Linked DNA regions of Homo sapiens: all the other regions are linked to region 1. Evidence: chromatin contacts called from ENCODE Hi-C or POLR2A ChIA-PET data. All regions are on one chromosome and are shown on one strand. The core of a region is the stretch at or near the end of the contact, and the rest is flanking DNA. Distances in the headings are between cores, read along the strand shown.

What was found. A loop is a pair of places that touch in the nucleus more often than their neighbours do. ChIA-PET counts read pairs that join two places held with the same protein, here RNA polymerase II (POLR2A). Pooled maps may share reads with other maps.
Region 2: a pooled map shows a loop between it and region 1 (12-fold over the local background). The contact joins the enhancer-like site here to the promoter of FAM193A in region 1. A Hi-C loop is called at or near these places in 5 of 37 single-sample maps with no recorded cell type and 10 of 50 pooled maps.
Region 3: a loop to region 1 is called in a map with no recorded cell type, with 17 times the contacts of the local background. The contact joins the promoter of NICOL1 here to the promoter of FAM193A in region 1. A Hi-C loop is called at or near these places in 1 of 37 single-sample maps with no recorded cell type and 7 of 50 pooled maps. POLR2A ChIA-PET finds 5 or more read pairs at or near these places in 1 of 52 experiments (activated T-cell).
Region 4: a loop to region 1 is called in a map of PC-9, with 16 times the contacts of the local background. The contact joins the promoter of SLC75A1 here to the promoter of FAM193A in region 1. A Hi-C loop is called at or near these places in 4 of 168 maps with a recorded cell type or tissue (CD4-positive, alpha-beta T cell, CD4-positive, alpha-beta memory T cell, PC-9 and 1 more), 11 of 37 single-sample maps with no recorded cell type and 19 of 50 pooled maps. POLR2A ChIA-PET finds 5 or more read pairs at or near these places in 1 of 52 experiments (MCF 10A).

The regions. Positions count from the first base shown.
Region 1 is chr4:2,535,326-2,538,083 of GRCh38, forward strand. It overlaps FAM193A (family with sequence similarity 193 member A), which reads left to right and starts at 1,322. Exons shown (of 21, transcript NM_001366318.2): 1 at 1,322-1,845. The coding sequence starts at 1,591. RefSeq lists silencers at 206-365, 586-1,235, 1,246-1,295, 1,556-1,655, 1,736-2,025 and 3 more.
Region 2 is chr4:3,036,895-3,039,652 of GRCh38, forward strand. It overlaps GRK4 (G protein-coupled receptor kinase 4), which reads left to right. Exons shown (of 16, transcript NM_182982.3): 14 at 480-617; 15 at 1,482-1,619. Among named protein-coding and RNA genes, the nearest start is that of HTT, 36 kb to the right of the region's middle. RefSeq lists enhancers at 774-823, 1,404-1,493, 1,504-1,553. Within about 2 kb of position 1,382, at least 4 of the 41 ENCODE cell types and tissues checked have a DNase peak (open chromatin) inside an H3K27ac peak, as active enhancers do.
Region 3 is chr4:2,040,560-2,043,317 of GRCh38, forward strand. It overlaps NICOL1 (NELL2 interacting cell ontogeny regulator 1), which reads left to right and starts at 1,436. Exons shown (of 4, transcript NM_001168243.4): 1 at 1,436-1,509; 2 at 1,768-1,925; 3 at 2,177-2,265. The coding sequence starts at 1,793. LOC124900839 reads right to left here and starts at 1,355. Exons shown (of 4, transcript XM_047416543.1): 1 at 1,157-1,355. RefSeq lists an enhancer at 575-1,076 and silencers at 1,475-1,574, 1,615-1,674, 1,815-2,024.
Region 4 is chr4:2,933,498-2,936,255 of GRCh38, forward strand. It overlaps SLC75A1 (solute carrier family 75 member 1), which reads right to left and starts at 1,328. Exons shown (of 13, transcript NM_001146069.2): 1 at 1,272-1,328; 2 at 256-447; 3 at 70-166. The coding sequence starts at 426. It overlaps NOP14-AS1 (NOP14 antisense RNA 1), which reads left to right and starts at 2,049. Exons shown (of 4, transcript NR_015453.2): 1 at 2,049-2,758. RefSeq lists enhancers at 41-908, 2,166-2,758 and silencers at 749-968, 1,198-1,507, 1,668-1,777.

The DNA of each region.
Region 1 (2,758 bases), core at 72-2,571:
ATGAAGAATGGGTCAGAGGATCAGGAGGCTGTGGCTGCAGCTGGGGCGGGTTGCGGGGACCCAGGACGAACAGTAGAGCTCGGTTAACGCTGCAAGGGGAGCCTGGCAGGCCGTACATCCCAATGCCAAGCCCGCCGCCTCTCGGCCTGACACCACCGGTGGAACCAAAAAGGGGAAATCATGTCCTTTGTGCCTCTGTGTCTGTGGTAAGCGGGGCCCTCCAGGGGGCGGAGCCGCCGGCAGGGTCCCCCCGTGGCCCGGGTCTCAGGGCAGAGCTCTGCCTGGGGCTCGCAGATGTCTGCAAGGCCGCGGAGGGAGGAGGGTCCAGACGCAAGCCCTTATTTCTGATCTGGACGTCTGCGAGGGTCTGACCCGGCTAGTCGTCCCCGAGGTGCGTGAGTGCGAGGGTGTGGGACACGGCCGGATCGTCCTAGGGCCCCGTGGATTAGCAAGGCACCGGGACCACTGGAGAGGGCTTAACGGGATAGCAGGGAGAGGGCGGGCTCGGGAAGAGCACCCTTTAGGCGAGGGGTTCTCGGGGAACCGACCGGCGTGTCCCAGCCCCAGGCCCGGTCCAAGATTCGCCGGCTCCGCCGCTGCCTCCGCACCCAGGCGGACCCCACCGCACCGCGCCCGGCTTTCCAGCGCTGCCCGAACCCCCGCCCAGCCCACGAGGCAGGGATTCTGTGGTCCTCACTGAGTCATCTGGACCAGAACTAGACTAGCCCAAGGTCACCGGGCGTTCCTGGCGAGGCCAGGGCCGCGCCGCGCCGCCCCTGGTGCATCCCGGGAGCCGCGCCGGTCTGCGGCACCTGGGCGGCGGACAGGGGCGCGGGCGAGGCGGGCGGGGCGGGCGGGCAGCGGACACCGGTCAGAGAGGCGGAACTCCCTGCCGCCAGCCGTGTAGTTTGCCTCGCGGGCGGCGGCGCGGCCTCCTGCCGGCCTAGCCCTACGCCCGACCACAACGCCCAGAAGGCCGCGCGGCGCGGGCGGGACCTGCGGCGACGAGCGAGGCGGTGACATCACCGCCGCATCCAGCTCCCTGGCCCCAGCTCCTCCCAGCGCCCGGGCCCTCGGCCTCGCAAGGCCTGACGGGAATCGTGGTCCACCCCCGGGTACCCCCAGCTGCTGCACGGGCAGCACGGACTTCAGTTCCCGGCGTGTCCTGCGCGCCGAGGCACGTTAACGGCAGGAGGGGGTGGGCAAGCAAAGGGAAAAGCAGAGCCGGGGGGCGGAGTAAGGCGGGGTGGGGGTGGGGGGTGGGGGCCCACACCCCTCCCCCTCCCCGCTGCTCCTTCCCCCTCCCCCGACGTAAACTGGGATCCCTTTCCCCTTGTGTCCGCCATATTGGACTCTAACTCTGGTCAGCCGCGGCGCCGGGACTGTGGACTCGCGGTTCCTCCCGCCCAGCGGCCTGCCCCGCAGCTCCCGCCCGCCCCAGCCCTCCCCGACCCGGACGCGACCCCGCGCAGCGCCCCCCGGCTGGCCGGAGCGCCCGCCGCCGCGGCCGCCTCAGCCTCCCCGCCTTCCCCGCCCTCCGCCGCCGCCCGCGGCCCCCGCGCCCGCTCTGCGCCCCTCTCCCCGCCCGCCATGAGCCCAGCCGACGCCAAGCGCGGGGCCAAGCGCCGGAAGAACAAGCGGGGCGGCGGCGGCGGCTCGGGCGGGGGTAACGGCGGCGCGAGCAGCGGCAAGGCCGGCCCGGCGGCGGCGCTGCGCGGTTCCCAGGCCGCGGGCCTGGCGGCCCCGGGCAGCGCGGCAGGCCTGGTGGGCGGCGCGGCGGCGGCCAACGGGCCTCTCGGCGCGGGCGCGAGCGCGGGCGGCGCCGCCCCCGGAGGCTACTTCGAGGTAAGCGGCGGCAGCGGGCAGGGGTCGATGGCGGTACGCGGTTGCCGTTCCCTCGCGCCTTGGCGGAGCTCGGCCTCCCGCTGTCGGCCCCGGGCCTGGGAGCGGGATGCTGCGGGCGGGCGGATAACGGGTCCTGCGGCGCTGCGCTTGCCGAGGTCCCGGGGCAGGGCGGCAGGTGGGCCGTGCTCGGCGTGACGCGGCCTCTGTCAGCCTCTTGAGAGGAGAACCTGAGCAGAGGCGGCGGGAGGGCTACACCGGGGCCGCCGCTCACGGCGACGGGCTGGTCCGCAGGCTGGAGCAGCCCCTCAACGGGCGGGGACGTCTCCGGGGTGCAGCTCCGCGCACGGCGCTTCGCCTTCCGCTGGACCCGGCGGGTGATACCCGCGAGGCCCGGGCTTCTGTCGTGGCGCCTCGCCCGCTGCGGCGGTTCCAGAGCGACTGCGATTCCGGGAGTGAGCAAAGCTGCCCTTTCGCTCCCAGGGCTTTGAAATGTTTCTCTGGCCACCTTCGTTATTCCGTGCGCGTGATGATTGAGAAGGGCCTCCCGGAAGTTTTCCTTTGGTCCTCCTATGTGGTTATTTGAAATCTACCTGACAGCCACCTGGAGCTGGCAGCCCTGGCCCCTCCTCCCCCGCTTTGTTAAGTTTTCAGGGGTATTTAGTGGTTTGGTTACTCAGGTATGTATTTAGGGTTCGAACTTAAGGAATTTGAAAGGTGATTTTTTTCAGTTTTGTTTATGAAGACAGCTAGCACACATTGCACCTACCAATTATGGATTCCTGCCACTTTTATTCAACCGTTGGTCACAACATTTCAGAGGGTACACTATTTATAAGTGGGTATGCAATTGGCGCAGTCATTTCCAGTTATCCCATTGTCTGCTGAAAGAGAATAGATTTTTTTTGAAAAGTTG
Region 2 (2,758 bases), core at 132-2,631, 500 kb after region 1:
CCACCGCTGGTGGCCTCTGTCCCTGTTCACACTTCTCCGGTTCTGTGCTGCATCTTCCAATACGTGCAGTCCACCCTGCCCTGCATCCCTGACCTCTGTTTGCAATCCATTTTGCACTACGGAAAGGAGAAGGGCATGGCCTCAGGAGGGGTGTGTGTGTGTGTGTGTGTGTGTGTATGTGTGTGTGTATGTGTGTGTGTGTGTGTGTGAGAAAGAGGGAGAGAGCCAGGGCATGCAAGGGACCTGGCACAGACAGTACCACAAAATTGGTGACACTAAAAGCTGGCGAACCACCTCTTCAGAGGACACATTCTGTGATTTAGAAAATGCCTCAAGTGAGAGGGGCCTGGCAAAAGAATGGAGACAGGGAGAGTGGCGGTGTTTATGCGTCAGTTTGCTGGGCGTTTCATTCTTGGGAACTGAGGGAGCTGAGAATTGCTGTAGTCATCTCAGAGGCTGCCCCTGTTCTTGCTACACAGCCTCATGCCGTTTACTGTAAGGACGTCCTGGATATCGAGCAGTTCTCGGTGGTGAAAGGGATCTACCTGGACACCGCAGATGAAGACTTCTATGCTCGGTTTGCTACCGGGTGTGTCTCCATCCCCTGGCAGAATGAGGTACTGCCCTTCCAGCACAGCCGCTTTACGTTAGTTCCAACAGTGACCCAGGGAAAAGGGTGTGTGTGTGTCCGTGTGTGTGTGTGTGTCTGTGTGTATTTGGGAGATAAAATTATATAAGACGGCTGGGCGCAGTGGCTCACGCCTGTAATCCCAGCACTTTGGGAGGCTGAGGCAGGCAGATCATGAGGTCAGGAGTTCGAGACCAGCCTGGCCAACATAGTGAAACCCTGTCTCTACTAAAAGTACAAAAATTAGCCAGGCATGGTGGCAGGCACCTGTAGTCCCAGCTAGTAGGGATGCTGAGGCAGGAGAATCGCTTGAACCTGGGAGGCAGAAGTTGCAGTGAGCTGAGATTGCGCCACTGTACTCCACCTTGGGCGACAGAACGAGACTTCGTCTCACCCAAAAAAAAAAAAAAAAAGATTGTATAAGACTTTTGACCACAGGACTAGACCATGGGCAAGCCAAGGACCATATCAGCAGCTGTCCAGAAGCACAGCGGCTGTCCCTGGTCCCAATGACAGGAAGTGGACAGGAGGTAGCTATTTTGGGTCTGATGGGAGCTTGCCTGCCACCCCGAGCCCCACTCCCTAAGCAGGGCTGGCTGGCAGCCAGGGTTCCCATGGTAGTTCCCTGCTTTGGGAGTACACTCAGAGACAAGGGGAGAGGAGACCACATTACTTATTCCAAGAAGAGGTCAGGAAGCAGGGAAGGAGGAACCCAGAAAAGGGGCCCCACAGTGGGTGCAGGAGCTCTGAGGTGCCCCGCACGGGGCTGGGCAGGAGCTGCTGGCACTGGGAGACACCCACTGACCTGGCAGTTTCTCTGCGGCTTCTCTGTCCTGTTATTCTGTGCATGCAGATGATCGAATCTGGGTGTTTCAAAGACATCAACAAAAGTGAAAGTGAGGAAGCTTTGCCATTAGATCTAGACAAGAACATACATACCCCGGTTTCCAGACCAAACAGAGGCTTCTTCTATAGACTCTTCAGAAGAGGGGTAAAAAGACTTAAAAACTAATATATGTGTGTGTATGTGAAAAAAAAAAAAACATACTGACTGCCAAGGTGAAAACCTGGTACTTTTTCTGTTTGCGATGGCTCCTACAGGCAGTTTTATACAGTCTGAGAGCCACATGGTGCTAGGTGGAGGCCAGCCAGAACAATGAGAACACCCTCGCAGTGAGGTTTGTTGCTGGGATGAAGACTGTTCTGATCCAAAACAGGACTACCTTCCAGCATTTACAAACAGGTTCCCGTGTCGCTGACAAAATAGTTTACACTGGGCTCAGAAATCGGCATCCTGTGGAACCTTCGTCAGATGGCACTCACAGTGCATCTCTCCCTGCTCTGGCTCTTAGACTCACCTCCTTCGCCCGCTGCACGGGGAAAGTGGATTCCTTTTTGAAAAGGGAATCCTGGCTGGGTGCGGTGGCTCACGCCTGTAATCCCAGCACTTTGGGAGGCCGAGGCAGGTGGATCACCTGAGGTCAGGAGTTTGAGACCAGCCTGGCCAACATGGCAAAACCCCAATTCTACTAAAAATACAAAACTTAGCCGGGTGTGGTGGCACATGCCTGTAGTCCCAGCTACTTGGGAGGCTGAGGCAGGAGAATCGCGTGAACCCAGGAGGTGGAGGGTGCAGTGAGCCGAGATCGTGCCACTGTACTCCAGCCTGGGCAACAGCGCAAGACTCCATCTCAAAAAGAAAGAAAGAAAAATGGAATCCTTTGGAAAGACTTTCTGTAATAGCATTAAATGTAGACAAGCCTTTTTTCCATGCAAAGTGTCTCTCCTTGGATTCGTGGGCCATCCTACTTTGCACCCTGTGTGTTCCCAGGGGGTTGATTCAGAGCTTGGCCACTAACATTCTAATCCATCTTTCTTTCAGTATGAAAAATAGGCTAGGCGTGGTGGCTCACGCCTGTAATCCCAGCACTTTGGGAGGCTGAGGAGGGTGGATCACCTGAGGTCAGGAGTTCAAGACCAGCTTAGCCAACATGGTGAAACCCCATCTCTACTAAAAATATAAAAATTAGCCGGTCATGGTGGCATGTGCCTGTAATCCCAGCTACCTGGGAGTCTGAGGCAGGAGAATCGCTTGAACCTGGGAGGCGGAGGTTACAGGGAGCCGAGACT
Region 3 (2,758 bases), core at 186-2,685, 490 kb before region 1:
CGGCTCCCGCCCCACTGGGGGACCGCGACGGCCTGCTCCCGGGCTCTTGGCTCCGAGTGGAGAAGAGCGCGGAAGTGCGCACTAGCCCGACACTCGGGAGGGCCGCTGCCTCCCCAGGCGCCTGGGACAGCGGCCCGCAGCCCCCACCCGGCCCCTCGGGCCCCGCGTGCGTTTCAGCGCGCTGAGGATGCAGCACACCCCCGAGGTGCGACCGGGTCCCCGAAGCCCGGCGTCGGCCCAACCCGGAGGAGGCAGCGGCAGTCACGGGCACGCTTCCCCAACCCACCCTCCCACCCACTCTTAGGGTCAGGACACCCGCGTCCGGCCGGGGCAGGGGCGGCTCTGACCACGCGAGAAGCAGGTGCGTCCGCAGTCCCAGCTTGTGCCGGGAAGACCACCGGCCAGAACCCCGGGGGTTGGGGGTAGAGGTCGGCTAGGCTGGGGAGGGGGGCGCCCGAGGCTCCGGGTCCTGCACGGCGAGCGGGGCGGCCTCCAGGTAGGGGTGCGGCTCCGCCCACCAAGAAGAGGGTCTGGCGGGAGGTGTGGTTAGTCCCTGAGCTCCCGGCCACAGCGCGGGCTGCTGGGTGGGGTGGGGGGGGAGCGGGGGCGCCAGCACCCACGTGCGCCTGGGGCGCCTTCTGAGGAGGCCACCGCCTGTGTCGGTGTCGGCGTGGGGGCCTGGCTCCGACGGCTGGGACCATCCCTCCCAGGGCGTCCGGGGCCCAGATTCGCACTTGCCGGGCGCCCCCGGGGGCCACTGGCTGCACGGCGCTCTTTAAGGCCAACAGCCCTGAGTTCACGGGACTGAAATCGGCACAGAGAGGCCGAGGACCTGTGGTCGGGGCTCCGCGCAAGCGGTTCTCCGGTCTCCGAGGACACCGAGAGGCGGAGAGGAGGACCCTGGGTTGGGGGTGGGTAGCCGGGAGGGACCGAGCAGGCTGGTGCCCACCCTGACGCCCGAGGATCGGGGAGAGGCTGGGCCAGGGAAAAGCCGGGCGAGGGCGGATCCCCCGAGCCGATCCCCCAGACCAGCTCTCTCCGGGCGGTGCGACCCCACACTGGACCCCACTCGCCCGCGGTCGGAGGCCAAGCGTTTGCATGCGCAGCTCCCCGCGCCTCGCGAGCATCGAGCAGCTCCCTCAGGATCGCTCCTGACCTGCTGAGCTCCAGCCACAGATTTCCCACTTCCTCAGCTTTTCTCCCGCCGGCCTTGCGCTCTGGAGGTCTCGCCCCGGCGCCGCCTCCTCCAGGCAGTCCTCTAGACTGCATCCGCCATGGGCCTGGACGCTGCTCCCGGGGGCAGCCCCCGGCCAGGGCCAGGCACACCCGATTCCTGGAGCGTCCTAGGTTCCTCTAAACCCGCGGCCAGCGCAGTCTCGGGTTTCCATGACGACGACGTCGGATGGGGAACCCGGGCGGGGTCGGGTCGGAGCGCATGCGCGTTGCGCGCCGGACGCGGAACGTCTGCCGGTGTCCCCGCGCTGCTGGTCCCGGGGTCCCTGAACCGCGGTAAGGGCGGTGGTGCGGGCGTCCGAATGGGCGTTTTCTAGATACGGGGCGCGGACTAGAGGCTCGCTGGGCCCGGAGACCGGCGGACTGGAGTCGGGGAACCGGAGGTGGGGAGGGGGCTCCCGGGCCCGGGGTGGGTGGGTCCAGGGCTCCCAGGCCTGGGGCTTGGACAAGGGTCGTGGGGCCCGCGGGAGGGGACGGGGGCTCACCGGCCCGGGGCGGGCGGGGCGGGCGCCGCTGACCCCTCGCTGGCTTCAGGGCGGCCCCGCTCCCTCTGCTGGCCATGGCCCCCCCGCCCGCGTGCCGGTCCCCGATGTCACCGCCGCCGCCGCCGCTGCTGCTGCTGCTGCTGAGTCTGGCGCTGCTGGGCGCCCGGGCCCGCGCCGAGCCCGCCGGGAGTGCCGTCCCCGCGCAGAGTAGGTGCCGGGGGCCGGGTTCCGGGGAGCGGGGCGGGGCTGGCGACAGGGGCGTGCGGGGCCGGGGCTCTGCGGGGAGGACCGCGCCTCGCCTTTGTTCCCGGGAGCGGGTCCTCCCCTTCGCGGGAGATGGTGGCTTGGGGAGTGGGGACGTGCGCTCTTTGGCACTGGGTGGACGGGCCCAGAGTGCGTGGGGGCCTTGCGGGTGACCCCCCCTGCGCCCCCTCCACCCTGACCCGCGCCCCCCGCAGGCCGCCCATGCGTGGACTGCCACGCCTTCGAGTTCATGCAGCGCGCCCTGCAGGACCTGCGGAAGACAGCCTGCAGCCTGGACGCGCGGGTGAGCGCCCGCGGCGCGACGGTCCTCCCGGGCTTCCCAGGGGGTGGGGAGGGCAGGGAGGATGAGGAAGAGGCCCCCTGCGGGAGTGGAGTGTCCCTCATCCTTCACCCCGATTTAAGATGCCGCACCTTGCCCCCTTCCTCTGGCTCCAGTCATCCAAGGGGCATTCTGGGCACCTGTCTCACCTATGAGACGCCCCTCTCTCCAGCATACTCTATTTCTAGCCCCTCCCCCAGAAGGCTCTCACTGGGCACTTTGTCCTATGACCGCCACTCCTGAGGGCTGTGACAGATCTGGACCCTGGGGAAGGACTGTCAGCCCAATCCAGGATCCCCTAGGTGGGCGGCAAGGCCCCAGGGCAGAGGAGAAACTGAGGCCGGAGGATGTGGCGAAAGTGTCAGGAATGGGGGGTCAGGCTGGGCAGGGTGGTCTGGATCCTGGGTGGATGCACAGGTTGGTTAAGGCCCCTCCAAGCCTGGATGAACAGGGAGCC
Region 4 (2,758 bases), core at 78-2,577, 400 kb after region 1:
CTGGGCTGGACCACGTCCACCAAACATAGGACCGTAGAGAGCCCGCCAAGGGCACAGAGCCAGCCATACCTCCGAACAGGACACTGTTGTACCTCTTCTCCACTGGCATCCCGATGGCGGTGGCAAACCAGTCCACCCCGCCCTGCCAGGAGCCATAGAGGGGGTCCTAGGGGATGAGGAATCACGATAAGGGCTGGGGAGGTCTGATGGGCCTGGGGGGCAGGGGGCACTGTGGGCCGCAGGGCAAGGACTCACGTGGGCACGGCCGTGGCTCTCCAACAGCCCGGGCAGCAGGGGCAGCAGCAGCGTGAAGGCCAGGAGGTCCAGCAGGAGGCCGAGAAAGACAACGGTGACCACGCGGCGCTCCGGCGGCTGCTGGTGGATGGGTGGGCGCGGGGTGCAGCCTCCACCCCCTCCCCATCCCATGGTGGGCTGCTCTGACCTGGCCTGGGTGGGGTGCGGCGGGTCGGGTTAGCGGGGAAGCCGAGTCCTCCGGGGCCTGGCATACCCCCACACCCGACAGCCGGCGAGCACCCTAAAGGGGCTGATGGCAGGGGCTCTGGCCTACGGACGCAGGGGCCGTTCTGGCCTGCGCGATGCCCCCGCCCCGAACCCAGGCAGCAGGAAACGCAGGCTTCGGGGATTGCACAAAAAATAGCCGCAAAGGCAACGGTCCTGAGAGACCAGGGTGAGCACATCGCGGACCTGGCCCCACCCCACCCCACGGCCGCGCCTCCCACGCCCTCGTAACAGCGAGAGAAAACTTGAAGCCGCGGGGAACCCGGATCCCGATCCCGATCCCGATCCCGATCCCAACCCCAACCCCAGCCCCGGCCCGCGCCCCGCGATTCCGGCCCCTGGCCCGGACTCGGTCTCCCTGGCGGGGGCCATGGGGTGCACACCGGACGCAGGAGCACCCCCAACCCCGCGCGCCTCCCACTCCGCCATCCCGCGTGCGTCCCGGTCCCGCCCCCACCCCGCGCGCCCCCGGTCCCGCCCCCCACCCTGCGCGTCCCCGGTCCCGTCCCCCACCCTGCGCGCCCTCTAACCCCCACGCCGCGCGCCTCCCACCGCCCCCACCCCGCGCGCCCCTGGTCCAGCCCCACACCCCGCGCGCCCCCTACTCCCCTACCCTGCGCACCTCTCACCCGCCCCACCCCCGCGTACCCCGGGTCCCGTCTCCTCCCCCACCCCGCGCGTCCCCTGTCCCACCCCCAACCCGAGCGCCCCCTACGCCCCCCACCCCGGGCGCCCCCGGTCCCGCCCCGCACCTGCCGCGGCTGCGCGCTCGGGACGGACGGTCGCACAGACGCGGAACAGGGCACCAGGCACGCCGCCAGGGGCGGGACGGCCACGCCCGGCCACGCCACGCCCCGGAAGTGACGTACATCTCTGCACGTTCTCTTCCGGCCGGAGTCAGTGGCGGGGTTCTCGCCGGTCCTGCGGGTCGCTGCTTGGCTGTGGGTTAGCAGCACCCTGAGCGGAGCGGAAGAGCTGCCCGCCGCCGCGTAACCCCGAGGCCGAGACTCCTGGCCTGGCCTCCTTGGGCCCACGACGCCTGCCCCGCGGAGCGGACCCATGGGCCTGAGGTTTGTGTGCGGGGCCTCAGGCGAGCGCTGGCGCAGCCTGTCCCCCATCGTCTGCGCCCTGCGGGCCTGGCCCTCCCCGTGGAAGGACCGCGGGCTTCGGGGCCCCACGCTGGGGGGCTGACTCCTGCCACACACACAGCGGTGGCCGCGGGCCTGGGGCGGCAGCACAGCCATTCTGCTCGGGCTGCGTGAGCTGACCCCGCTCTCTGTGCACCTACTTTTGCTGCGTTTGGTGCTGAGCCTGAAGTCCCAGGACAGGCGGCTGAGGGGGAAAGATGGTGTGAATTGGGTGGGCAGAGACAACTGAAAGCCACAGGACCCGGTTGGCACCTTTTTGGCCGCCTGCGCCTTTGCCTGCAGCCCCGCTCCCTGGGTCACCCGAAGGAGGAGCTGGCGCTCTTTCCGGGCGCAGAAGCACCCGACCCACGCTGGAGGAAACGGTCCCTCTGGGCAGGAGAAGCTTTGGGCCTGGCTGGAGCACACTCACGGAACCACGCCAACGCCTGGCCTGTAGCCAGCTCCCACCTCCCCTCCCACCTTCTAAAATGCTTGCGGATCTCACGTGGCCGACCCTAACCAGATACACATGGGGAAAGGAATCAGGTGGCACACATACCGCCTTTACTCCATAGAGAACTTCCAATTGTGGGTAAGAACAAAGCCCCACCTCTTCCTAATAGATGCAGTTTTCCACCTGCAGCCAAAAAGACAACCTGTTATTAGCTTTTTTCCCAGAGGACAGGCATCTCTATGAAACTGCCATTGCAAAATTTGCCGACAGTGAGATAACCAGCTCCATTTTGCTTCTAACCTCCATGCCCTCCTTGTTTACTGCTGCACGCAGGTTGAACTGTGGGAGGAACTTAGTTTAAAACAAAGATGATAACAGCCCTTTCCCAAAGGAAACCTTTCCTGGGGATTAGCCTGCTTTTGTGGGACCAACAGATTAGCCACAAGATTAGAAACTACGGTTGAAGAGTCACGCAGCGGGAGGCTACAGGATTCTGACCCTCCCCAAACTGCTCCTGGCGATAACATCACCATCGTAAAGCCTAAGATCAGCACTTGGTGGGTCACCTGGCACCACCCAGGCTCATCTGATGTTGTGGCACCCAGGAACTGACTCAGTGCGAAAACAGCTTCGACTCCCTGTGATTTCATCTCTGACC